Regions from separate parts of the Homo sapiens genome. Here region 1 is linked to region 2. A link is an interaction called in ENCODE POLR2A ChIA-PET data of the cell type or tissue named here. Cell type or tissue: HepG2. All regions are shown on one strand. Each heading gives the region's core, and the rest is flanking DNA. Links, peaks and the distances in the headings are about the cores only. Region 1 has its middle 32 kb from the start of COA8. Region 2 overlaps LOC105370689 (a long non-coding RNA gene).

Region 1 (5,366 bases), core at 80-5,079, 290 kb before region 2:
CGGATCACGAGGTGGAGAGATCAAGACCATCCTGGCCAACATGGTGTAACCCCAGCTCTACTAAAAATACAAATATTAGCTGGGCATGTTGGCGCACGCCTGTAGTCTCAGCTACTCGGGAGGCTGAGGCAGGAGAATCACTTGAACCCGGGAGGCAGAGGTTTCAGTGAGCTGAGATCGCACCACTGCACTCCAGCCTGGGTGACAGAGCAAGACTCCATCTTAAAAAAAAAAAAAAAAGATTATCCAGCTGGGTGTGGTGGCTCATGCCTGTAATCCCAGCACTTTAGGAGGGCGGATCACCTGAGGTCAGGAGTTCGAGACCAGCCTGGCCAACATGGTGAAACCCCGTCTCTACTAAAAATACAAAAATTAGCCGGGTGTTGTGGCAGGCGCCTGTCATCCCAGCTACTCAGGAGGCTGAGGCAGGAGAATTGCTTGAACCTGGGAGGCAGAGGTTGCAGTGAGCCGAGATCGTGCCACTCACTCCAACCTGGATGACAAGTAAAACTCTCTCTCCAAAAAAAAAAAAAAAAAATTAACCCAAAAATTTGTATGCTCAAGTTTTTTTTTAATTAGGTTAATATAATTGTAACAGCCATATTCAAATAAAGTATTTCTGTGGGCTTTTAAATAGTTACAAAATAAAGCTTATCTCAGTGATGTGGGTTTTTGGTTTTTTTGTTGTTGTTGTTTTTTGAGACGGTGTCTTGCTCGTTCGCCCAGGCTGGAGTGCAGTGGCGCGATCTCAGCTCACTGCAACCTCTGCCTCCCAGGTGCAAGCGATTCTCCTGTCTCAGCCTTCCAAGTAGCTGGGACTACAGGTACGTGCCAACACACCCAGCCAATTTTTGTATTTTTAGTAGCGACAGGGTTTCACCATGTTGGCCAGGATGGTCTTGATCGCTTGACCTCACGACCTGCCCACCTCAGCCTCCCAAAGTGTTGTGATTACAGGCGTGAGCCACCGCGACCAGCCCACTGATGTGTTTTATACCACTTTTCCCACAAAATGCATGTTTGTTAAAATTCCAAATATTTTAAATATTTTAATTTGGAGTTTAAAAGCAAAATAATATTGAGTCTCTTTCTCCCACTTTGTGTGTTGGGTGGTCTTTGTAGAAACTGATTTTTTACCTGCTCATATTCACCCAAAAAAAGGAGCCGGATGTGGCTAACAGAAGTTCAGCAGGACTCACGAGGGCTATCTCAGGTCAGTGAAAACAGGATATCTAATGCCTTTTCCTCTTTCTGTTTTGTTTTGACACGGAGTCTCGGTCTGTCACTCAGGCTGGAGTGCAGTGGCATGATCTCTGCTCACTGCAGGCTTCACCTCCCGGGTTCAAGCAATTCTCCTGCCTTAACCTCCAGAGTAGCTGGGATTACAGGTGTGTACCACCACGCCTGGCTAATTTTTGTATTTTTAGTAGAGATGGGGTTTCACCATGTTGGCCAGGCTGGTCTCAAACTCCTGACCTCGTGATCTGCCCACCTCGGCATCCCGAAGTGCTGGGATTACAGGTGTGAGCCACCGAGCCCGGCCTTCCTTGTTTTTATTTAATCCTAATAATGTACCGGAAGCTGCACCTGCCTGCAAGCCTCAGCTCCCTTGAGGCCATCCCGTAGCTCTGGCAGAGCCCCCAGCAGGGCTCCAGTTGGCGTCAGGTACAGCATTTGCTCTGCACAAATGCTGGAGTTATAATGATTAATAGAAGCATCTTCAAGAAAAACCTCCCCAGGGAAAGGCCGCCGTGTGGGGAGCATCTTTAGGAGCTGCAGCTGGAGGACCCGGGCCTGCCCACACACATGCTGCTCTTTAAAGGAAGCGGAATTGCATCAGGGCTACGGAGAAGCCTTGCCTTGGGGCAGCAGTGCTACCCTGCTTCGATCTTTTGCGCCTAAGAGGACAAAGCTTGAGAGCTGTTTTCTGACAAGCCCTTTAGTCTGCTTCCAGCACGGGGAAGTGGCTGCTTCCAAGCCTTTGTGCCTCAGGCACACGCTGAGCCTTCCGCCCCCAGCAGAGGAGTGAGCCACAGAAGGCCCTTTGTTCTGTACATTTGCAAGGAGTATTTTAGACTTCTGATTAATGGAGAAACCACGCAACTCCTGGCAGATTGTATGACAGTTTTCTGTTTGCTGATTTTTTTTATTTTTATTTTTGCTACCAGCACTTTTTTTTTTTTTTTTTTTAAGAAAAACAGCAACAAGGCCGGGTGCGGTGGCTCACGCCTGTAATCCCAGCACTTTGGCGTGACCCCCGCACGAGGTCAGGAGTTTGAGACCAGCCTGGCCAGTGTGGTGAAACCCCGTCTCTACTAAAAATACAAAAATTAGCTGGGCCATGGTGGCGCATGCCTGTAACCCCATCTACTCAGGAGACTGAGGTAGGAGAATCGCTTGACCCCAGGAGGCAGAGGTTGCAGTGAGCCGAGATCGCACCACTGCACTCCTGCCTGGGCGTCAGAGTGAGCCTCCGTCTCAAAACACAATCAAACAAACAAACAAAAAACAGAAACAAAAATAGCTCTATTCTGCTGAGATTTTTAAAGTTAAAATTGTAACAGTGTGTCTGGTTAGGAAATCGGAGCAGCATAGGAAGGAGTAGATGACAAAGGAATAGGCTTCCTTTCTAAATCCATAATTAATTTTCCTGAAGGTGAGGCTGGAGGTTCCTGTTCTGAAAGCCCCCTTATTGGGAGGCAGCCAGTAGAGTTTGGGGTCTGGGTGCTGCTGGCATTTTCCTCCCCGTGGCCCACTGGGTTCGCCTTCCCAGAGTCTTATTAGATTCCCTCTCAGGCTCCCCCATGCTTGCATTATTTTTTTGCCTTTTAACATAGATCCCTTCTGAACGGTGTGCTACAGCGCCTTCATTCCTTTCCAGAGTATTTTCCTCTGTGATGCATGCTCTGCAGTGGATCAGCTTTTGTCGTGGATGGCTGAGCGTGAGGCTGAGCCACCCCTGCCTCCTGGTGGATGTGGGCCGCACCCCTCCAGCTGGTCCCACCTGCCGACCAGCTGTTCTGGTTGCTCCCTCATCTATAGGCTGCAAGCGTTTGAAGGGAGGAGATGTGGGGAATGGTTAAAATCTGTCAATGTTTATTCAGCCGAGAAATACTGAGCACCTGCTCTGCTGGGCACAAGGGCCCCGATGTTGGTAGTTCATTGTTGCTCCCCCTGCAAAGACTAGCAAGATTTAAAGTAAGAGAAAAAAGCCAGCCACATAATGTAGACCCCACCAGAATGTTTTACAGAATCAGCTGATCTGACTCATGTTTACATTCCCAGTTAATCATAGATTTCAATTATATTCTTTTTTTTTTTTTTGAGACCGAGTCTCGCTCTGTCCCCAGGCTGGAGTGCAGTGGCGCGATCTTGGCTCACTGCAACCTCCACCTGCTGGGTTCAAGCGATTCTTCTACCTCAGCCTCCCGAGTAGCTGGGACTACAGGTGCGCGCTACCACCACCAGCTAATTTTTGTGTTTTTAGTAGAGACAGTGTTTCACCATATGGGCCAGGCTGGTCTCAAACTCCTGACCTCATGATCCGCCTGCCTCGGCCTCCCAAAGTGCTGGGATTACAGGCTTGAGCCACCGTGCCCAGCCTATTCTTAACTTTCAATTGCAGAAGGCTCTCTACTCACAAGGTCCAGCAATTACATCTGAGTGCTCATTAATAAAAATGATTTCTTGCTATGTCACAATGAAAGCACTGTGAAATTAATAGCCAAGTTTTAAGACATGAAATTTCTTTTTTTTTGAGACAGGGTCTCACTCTGTCCCCCAAGCTGGAGTACAGTGGCGCACTCTCCGCTCACTGCAACCTCTGCCTCCCAGGTTCAAGCGATCCTCCTGCCTCAGCCTCCTGAGTAACTGGGAGTACAGGCACTGGCCACCACACCAAGCTAATTTTTATACTTTTGTAGAGACGGTTTCACTATGTTGGCCAGGCTGGTCTCGAATTCCTGGGCTTAAGCGATCTTCCCACCTCATCCTCTCAAAATGCTGGGATTACAGGCATGAGCCACTGCTCCCGGCCAAGACATGAAATTTCAAGTAGGGATGTACATACAATTACAGGAGCCCTTCAAGTCACCTGTCATACTCCGTACCTGGCCTCATCTATCTGGAGCCTCAGGTGTAGCCTAGAATGCCCTCACAACCACTCCCCACTGCACAAAGACACGGCTCCCCTATGAAACCGCAGTCTCCCCTGGCTGGACAGGTGCTCCTGCTCTGTGCCCCTCAGTGCTCTGGACAAGCCTCAGTGATTTACAGAACTCTGGCCAGGCAAGGTGGCTCACGCCTGTAATCCCAGCACTTTTAGGAGTCTGAGGCAGGTGGATCACCTGAGGTCAGGAGTTGGAGACCAGCCTGGCCAACATGGTGAAACCCCATCTCTACGAAAAATACAAAAATTAGCCAGGTGTGGTGGTGGGTACCTGTAATCCCAGCTACTTGGGTGGCTGAGGCAGGAGAATCATTTGAACCTGGGAGCCAGAGGTGGTAGTGATCTGAGATTGCGCCACTGCACTCCAGCCTGGGAAACAGAGAGAGACTCTGTCTCAAAAAAAAAAAAAAAAACAAAAAAGCCTGGCACAGTGGCTTATGCCTGTAATCCCAATACTTTGGGAGGCCACTGCAGGCAGATCACGAGGTCAAGAGATCAAGACCATCCTGGCCAACATGGTGAAACCCTGTCTCTACTAAAAATACAAAAATTAGCTGGGTGTGGTGGCACACATTTGTAGTCACAGCTACTCGGGAGGCTGAGGCAGAAGAATCGCTTGAATCCGGGAGGCGGAGTTTGCAGTGAACCTTGATCGAGCCACTGCACTCCAGCCTGGCGACGAGCAAGACTCCATCTCAAAAAAAAAAAAAAAAGAGTCTGGATGCAGTGGCTCACGCCCGTTATCCCAGCCCTTTGGGAGGCCAAGGTGGTTGGATCACCTGAGGGCGGGAGTTCGAGACTAGCCTGACCAACATGGAGAAACCCCATCTCTACTAAAAATACAAAAAATTAGCCGGGCGTGGCGGTGCATTCTTGTAATCCCAGCTACTCAGAGGCTGAGGTAGGAGAATTGTTTGAACCCGAGAGGCGGAGGTTGCGGTGAGCCAAGATCACGCCATTGCACTCTAGCCTGCGCAACAAGAGCAAAAGTCCATCTCAAGAAAAAAAAAAAAGAAAAGAAAAGAAAAATTCTAGATTTACAGAACCCACTCGGCCGTCCTGTCATTGGTAATGTGTCAGCCTCTCCACACACACCAGCATCTGCCTGGCGGGGGTGAGTCATACTCATCTCGGGTATCCAGGAGCCTCCCACTCAGAGCACTTGCTCCATGAATGAATGCAGAGGCTCATGAGAAGA
Region 2 (5,366 bases), core at 307-5,306:
CCCCACCCCAGTTTTTCTTCCCAGGGTCTCCCCAAGAGCTGCTTCCTTTGACTCCTGCTGTGTGTAGTTCTGCTGACAATGACCTGGACAGCTCTGCGCCATGCACAGCGTCTCTTTTCTCCGACTTACCAAATTTTAGACACTACTGACTCCTCCATGTGAAAGATGGGAATTCAGCTACATCACATTACCCTACAAACTTTATTGTTAATGTAATTATTTTTATTTCTTCTACTGCTTTTTTGGTAACTTTATTTATTTATTTATTTATTATTTATTTTCGAGATGCAATTTCGCTCTTATTGCCCAGGCTGGAGTGCAGCGGCACAGTCTCGGCTCACTGCAACCTCTGCCTTCTGGGTTCAAGTGATTTTCTTGCCTCAGCCTCCCGAGTAGCTGGGATTACAGGTGCCCACCACTACGCCCAGCTAATTTTCTATTTTTAGTAGAGACGGAGTTTCACTATGTTGGTTGGGCTGGTCTCGAACTCCTGACCTCAGGTGATCTGCCCACCTCAGCCTCCCAAAGTGCTGGGATTACAGGTGTGAGCCACCATGCCCAGACTTTTTTTTTTTTTTTTTTTTTGAGACAGTTTCTCTCTGTTGCCTATGCTGGAGTGCGGTGGCGTGATCTCAGCTAACTGCAACCTCTGCCTCCCGGGTTCAAGTGACTCTCCTGCCTCAGCCTCCCAAGTAGCTAGGCCTACAGGCGCGCACCACTACACCCAGCTAATTTTTGTATTTTTAGTAAAGATGGGGTTTCACCACGTTGGCCAGGCTGGTCTGGAACTCCCGACCTCAGGTGATCGCCCACCTCAGCCTCCCAAAGTGCTGGGATTACAGGCTTGAACCACTGCGCCCGGCATATGTTTTAATTTAATTTTTAAAGACAGGGTCTTGCTCTGTCACCCAGGATGGAGTGCAGTGGTGTGGACACAGCTCACTGCAGCCTCGAACTCCGGGGCCCAATCGATCCTCCCACCTAGTCCTCCTGTGTGACTGGGACTACAGGCGTACACCACGCTGCCAGCTACTTTTTGTATTTTTGCAGAGCGGGGTTTCACCGTGTTGCTCAGGCTGGTCTTGAATTCCTGAGCTTAAGTGATCTGACTGCCTCAGCCTCCCAGATTGCTGGGATTACAGGCATGAGCCACTGCTCCCGGCCCTTGGTAACTTTAAATAATATTCTTTCTGCTATTAGGGAAACAAGAGCCTAGGAGAGCCAGGGTCACAACATCTTAAAACAAACTTCATCTTAAAACTAGTAAAGGACATTCCTTGCCAGTCACATAGTACTGAGATATTTACAAATGAGAAAACAGCTTAAAAATACCTGCAAGGACACACTCCCACAACGATGAAAAGTCCAGATGTTCTGATAGACACAATAATATATGCTTTCAAGATAATTCTACTTATGCTGTTTGTACCTGCATACTAAAATGTCAAGGATAGTTTTCTTTAAATCAACCGAATAATAAATTCTGTCATGCTATCAGCCCACCCGCGCACGTGGGCACAGCTTAGTTTAGTCTTTATACAGATAAGACCCCCATATAAAAAAAACTTAAAGCGGGCGCATTTTCTCTGCTTTCTGAGGTCGTCTCGCTCTGTAACTGAGTGGCTTTCAATAATGAGCTTTTAGGCCAAGTGCAGTCGCTCACGCCTATAATCCCAGCACTTTGGGAGGCCGAGGCAGGCGGATCACCAGAGGTCAGGAGTTCGAGACCAGCCTGGCTAACGTGCTAAAATCCCATCTTTACTAAAAATGCGAAAATTAGCCAGGCGTGGTGGTGGGGGCCTGTAATCCCAGCTACTCGGGAGGCTGAGACAGGAGAATTGCTTGAAACCGGGAGGCAGAGCTTGCAGTGAGCTGAGATGGTGACATTGTACTCCAGCCTGGGCAACAGAGTGAGACTCCGTCTCAAAAAAAAAAAGAATATGTTTACTTTCACACTCACCTCTGACCTCCTCTTGGGAAGACGAGGTTACCGGTGCCTTCCCTTCTCTTCCACTTTCAGATTTCTTCCCGGTCAGCCCCAAACACTGAATGTAAATACGGTCCAACATCAACCTGCAAACGAACACTGACATGAAAGTGCAGTTGGAAAGGATCTCGCAAAGGAACAGAATCTGGTGATCCTAATCGTAATGAACGTGATCGCCGGGTATTGAGAGCTTGCAGGTACCAGGGCTCCGGCACTACGTGTTTCACAGGGGCCACTCGGTAGACCTCTTGGTGACCTTGAGGTCAGGTACCACGTTCCCATTTTACAGAGGAGGAAACTGAGATAACCTACGACAGCGAAAAGGTAGCAGAGCTGGGACTGGTGCCCAGGCTCGCCGAGTGGAAAAGCCCTCGGCCACCGTGGAGAGCTCGCTTCCTGTGGTCTGAAGCGTCGCCCCTGCACCGGCTTCTGCTGCCAAGGATGGCTTTTCCTCACTGGTGCCCACCTACGCTCACTTGTGTCATGTGGTTAAGCCCTTTTGGCAACATAAGACCTTTCCCAAGAATGTGCCTCGGTGCAGAGGAAGACGGTGGGGGCAGGCCCCCTCCCCGGGATGCTCCACCCTCCCTGACCTCACACGGGTGCAACCTGGGCCGTGGCCGAGACCTGCTGTGTGGCAGACAATGGGAAGCCTGTGTGTCGTCCTGGGTGCCGGATTTAGACAATATTTAGCTTTCCCTTGGTGGAAAAGCCTTTCCCCTCCTGCTTTGGGCAGGAACTGGTTCCTGTTGGGCGGGGCCTGGCTGCTGCCCCACCCCCACCCGGCCGGGCACCTTGACCGGCAGCTCTCCGGGCTGCTCCCTGCCTGTGTCCCTGAGCACTGACTCCAGAGGTTTAATCATTAACGGGCACGTTTGGCCTTCGGTCGTGGGCTGGAATTTGGGACCTGTGCCCGGGAACAATGATCTCCGACACATTATTTTGTGTAAAATCACTTTTAGCTGCCATTAGCTAATAAAGCTGGAATAAAGTGAGGTCCATTAACCAGCACTGGCCTCTCGGCCTCTGGGGCTCCTTGGGAGGGACCCAAGGGACTCACCTTTTGAGGACCGTGAAATCGCCGCTAGAAAATGTGCTTACAATTGTGGTCCAGCACTGAAGCTGCTCAGTATGTTTTCAGTCCCCTCTGTGGCAACCCCGTGTGTGGTTTTGGGGACTGGCAGAGTGCCCTGGAAGCGTGCCCACGTGCTGCAGATCCACCAGAGGAAATGCTCGGGAAACGCTGACGCCTGCTTTGCCCCCTGTTTCAGGGTCACCGAATGAGAAGCTGTTGGGATGAATGGCTCCCCCACCCTCCTAGCCCGGGCCAGGGGTCGCCCAGCAGCAATGCCCACCTCCCTTCGTCATGGGAGGAGCTAGTGCTCCAGTCAGCCCTTTTCATCCTGAGCTGTTTGCTGGAAGTCACCAGTGGGTATCCACAGCGCAAGCCTCCTCTCTCTCCTTCCCCCAACCTCTGAGACAGCTGGCTGGATGCTCCCTCCAACCCCATTCCCCTGCCCTCTCCTGAGGACAGCTCTGTCGGGAGCAGGGCCTCCCAGCAAGAGCCAGCAGCTGCGCTGTTTCTGCTGCTCCAGCATTTCGGGGGCAGCTGGCTGGAAGGGTAGGGGCGATTTAGAGAGGCCCACTGGCAGGTGTGGTGATGGGACTCCATGTCTCCCGCATGGGACGCCCCCTCCTCCCTGGGCTTCATTCTTAGGGTCCCCAGTCATTCTTCCCTGGGCACAGCCCTCCCTCTCTGTGCCTCATTAGCTCATCCCCAAGTCCACCCTACAGCTGGTCACCTCCGTCTTGGTGCAGCCTGCCTCCATGGCCCCGCCTGAATGCTGAGTGCCCAAGGGCCAGTGTTGCAAGGGGACCCCACCAGCCTTTCTACAGAGGCAACCAGAACCCTCTGGCCTCTCCCCATCTTCCTGCCCTCCCACATTTCTGCCTCCCTAGCTCTGCCCCCTGCCCCAGGAAGCTGAGGCTGCAAACTCAGAATCTGCCTTCGCCTCTGGTGCGCTGCCAACTCCCCCTTGGGCAGGCCTGTCGCCTGCAGCCTGTGTCTGTGCTGCCCTCCACTGCCGTGGCAGTGCCCAGGCCAACTGGTCGGCATGCTTGGGCTCAGGGACAACTTCACGGTCAGCACGTGGCTGTGCATGGCCTTGGACACCTGGAACGTGGAGCCGGTCAGCCAGCAGCTTTCAGACAGGGAGGGGCCGAAGGGTCCAGGCCACACAGAGGGCCAGGGCCAGCAGCCAGGCACTGGCTGCCACCACCCGTTTTCCCCCAGCAGCCCTGGGCTCTCCCTTGGTGGCTCTGCTCTGTGACTGCGGGCTGGTTCTTGGACCTCGGTTCCCTGCTGTTCTGGGAGGCTCGGGGCCTAGCTGAACTTGGGGCCTTCCTGCCTGCCAGCCCCTGACTCCGGATGGCCAGACACACTCCCAGAAACTCCACCCGGCCTCTTGTTGGCCACCGGAAGGGCTGGCGAGAGCTGCAGGATGCGCACACCCCTATTGAGGGCTTGCCCGCTGCCCCTCTGGGAGCCTTCCTGGAATCCGGGAAATGAAGGCGCTCTCAGGCAGGACACCCAGTCAGATCCGTCTCGTGCAGGGCTCCGGGCCCCGTTCCTGGCCCTGCCAGGGAAGCCAGACCCGGCTGCCCAAGAGCAGACCCTGCCTGCAGAAGCGCTCCCAGGGGAGACAGCCAGGACCTCACTGGGAACAGACCCCCCAGGTTATTTCCAAGCCTGCCCCTCCTTTGCCTCCCTGCTGCCTCCTCATACCCCCCCCGCACCCCGGCTGAGAGCAGCCACCGCCCAGCTTGCCCTGCCATGGTTCTCTGCTCAGGCTACAGCCCCCTGGATTAGAGTGGTTTACTGGTCTCTGCTACTTTTAGGATCAAACCTAAACTCTTAAAGAACTTGACCCACAAAGAGCTGGCTCTGCAGATCCGTGGGGGAAAAGGTAGACTACTCTGTACATAGGGTTTGGACAACTCTCAAGAGAGAAAGCTGGTTTATTTCACATCACTGGGAGAGATCCACTCCAGAGGGATTAAATAACTTACAATATAGAAAATATTCGAGTGTGGGCCCTCCTTCACCCCCAAAGTGGGGTGGCTCTCCAGGGTCATCACTGAAAACACTCGATTGCATAAAAGCCCCGTCGGCTCTGGGCACAGCCAGGAAGGTGCATCTCCCCAGACAAACAAGCTGTATTATCTCCAGCATGTAGGACAGGGAGGTGATGTTCTCCAGATGTTAGGAGCTGCCTCCCACTCCCCGGCCCTGCCCAGGCTGAGTGCCTGCTGAATGCTTTATGTAAGTGCCAAATGGCAGCGCTTGCACCCTGGGGCCGGATGGAACAGCAAGGAGGCC

The links. ChIA-PET counts read pairs that join two places held together with the same protein. Peaks named below come from ENCODE experiments on the same cell type or tissue, not always from the same donor. Only the 100,000 strongest peaks of a DNase experiment are listed, where the experiment ranks them.
Region 1: POLR2A ChIA-PET joins it to region 2 with 6 read pairs; 1 of 35 experiments calls an interaction of 5 or more read pairs at or near these places.

The regions. Positions count from the first base shown.
Region 1 is chr14:103,592,552-103,597,917 of GRCh38, forward strand. No RefSeq gene overlaps it. Among named protein-coding and RNA genes, the nearest start is that of COA8, 32 kb to the left of the region's middle. RefSeq lists a silencer at 1,146-1,285. In HepG2, for the core only: a CTCF peak has its summit at 2,969 (motif pointing left); a DNase peak (open chromatin) is centred at 2,010; H3K4me3 peaks cover 1,011 bases.
Region 2 is chr14:103,877,384-103,882,749 of GRCh38, forward strand. LOC105370689 (a long non-coding RNA gene) reads left to right here. Exons shown (of 3, transcript NR_188198.1): 2 at 12-212; 3 at 2,021-2,995. Among named protein-coding and RNA genes, the nearest start is that of PPP1R13B-DT, 32 kb to the left of the region's middle. RefSeq lists enhancers at 2,569-2,863, 2,722-3,404, 4,088-4,769. In HepG2, for the core only: no CTCF peak of the experiment used is centred there; DNase peaks (open chromatin) are centred at 2,818 and 4,168; H3K4me3 peaks cover 2,712 bases.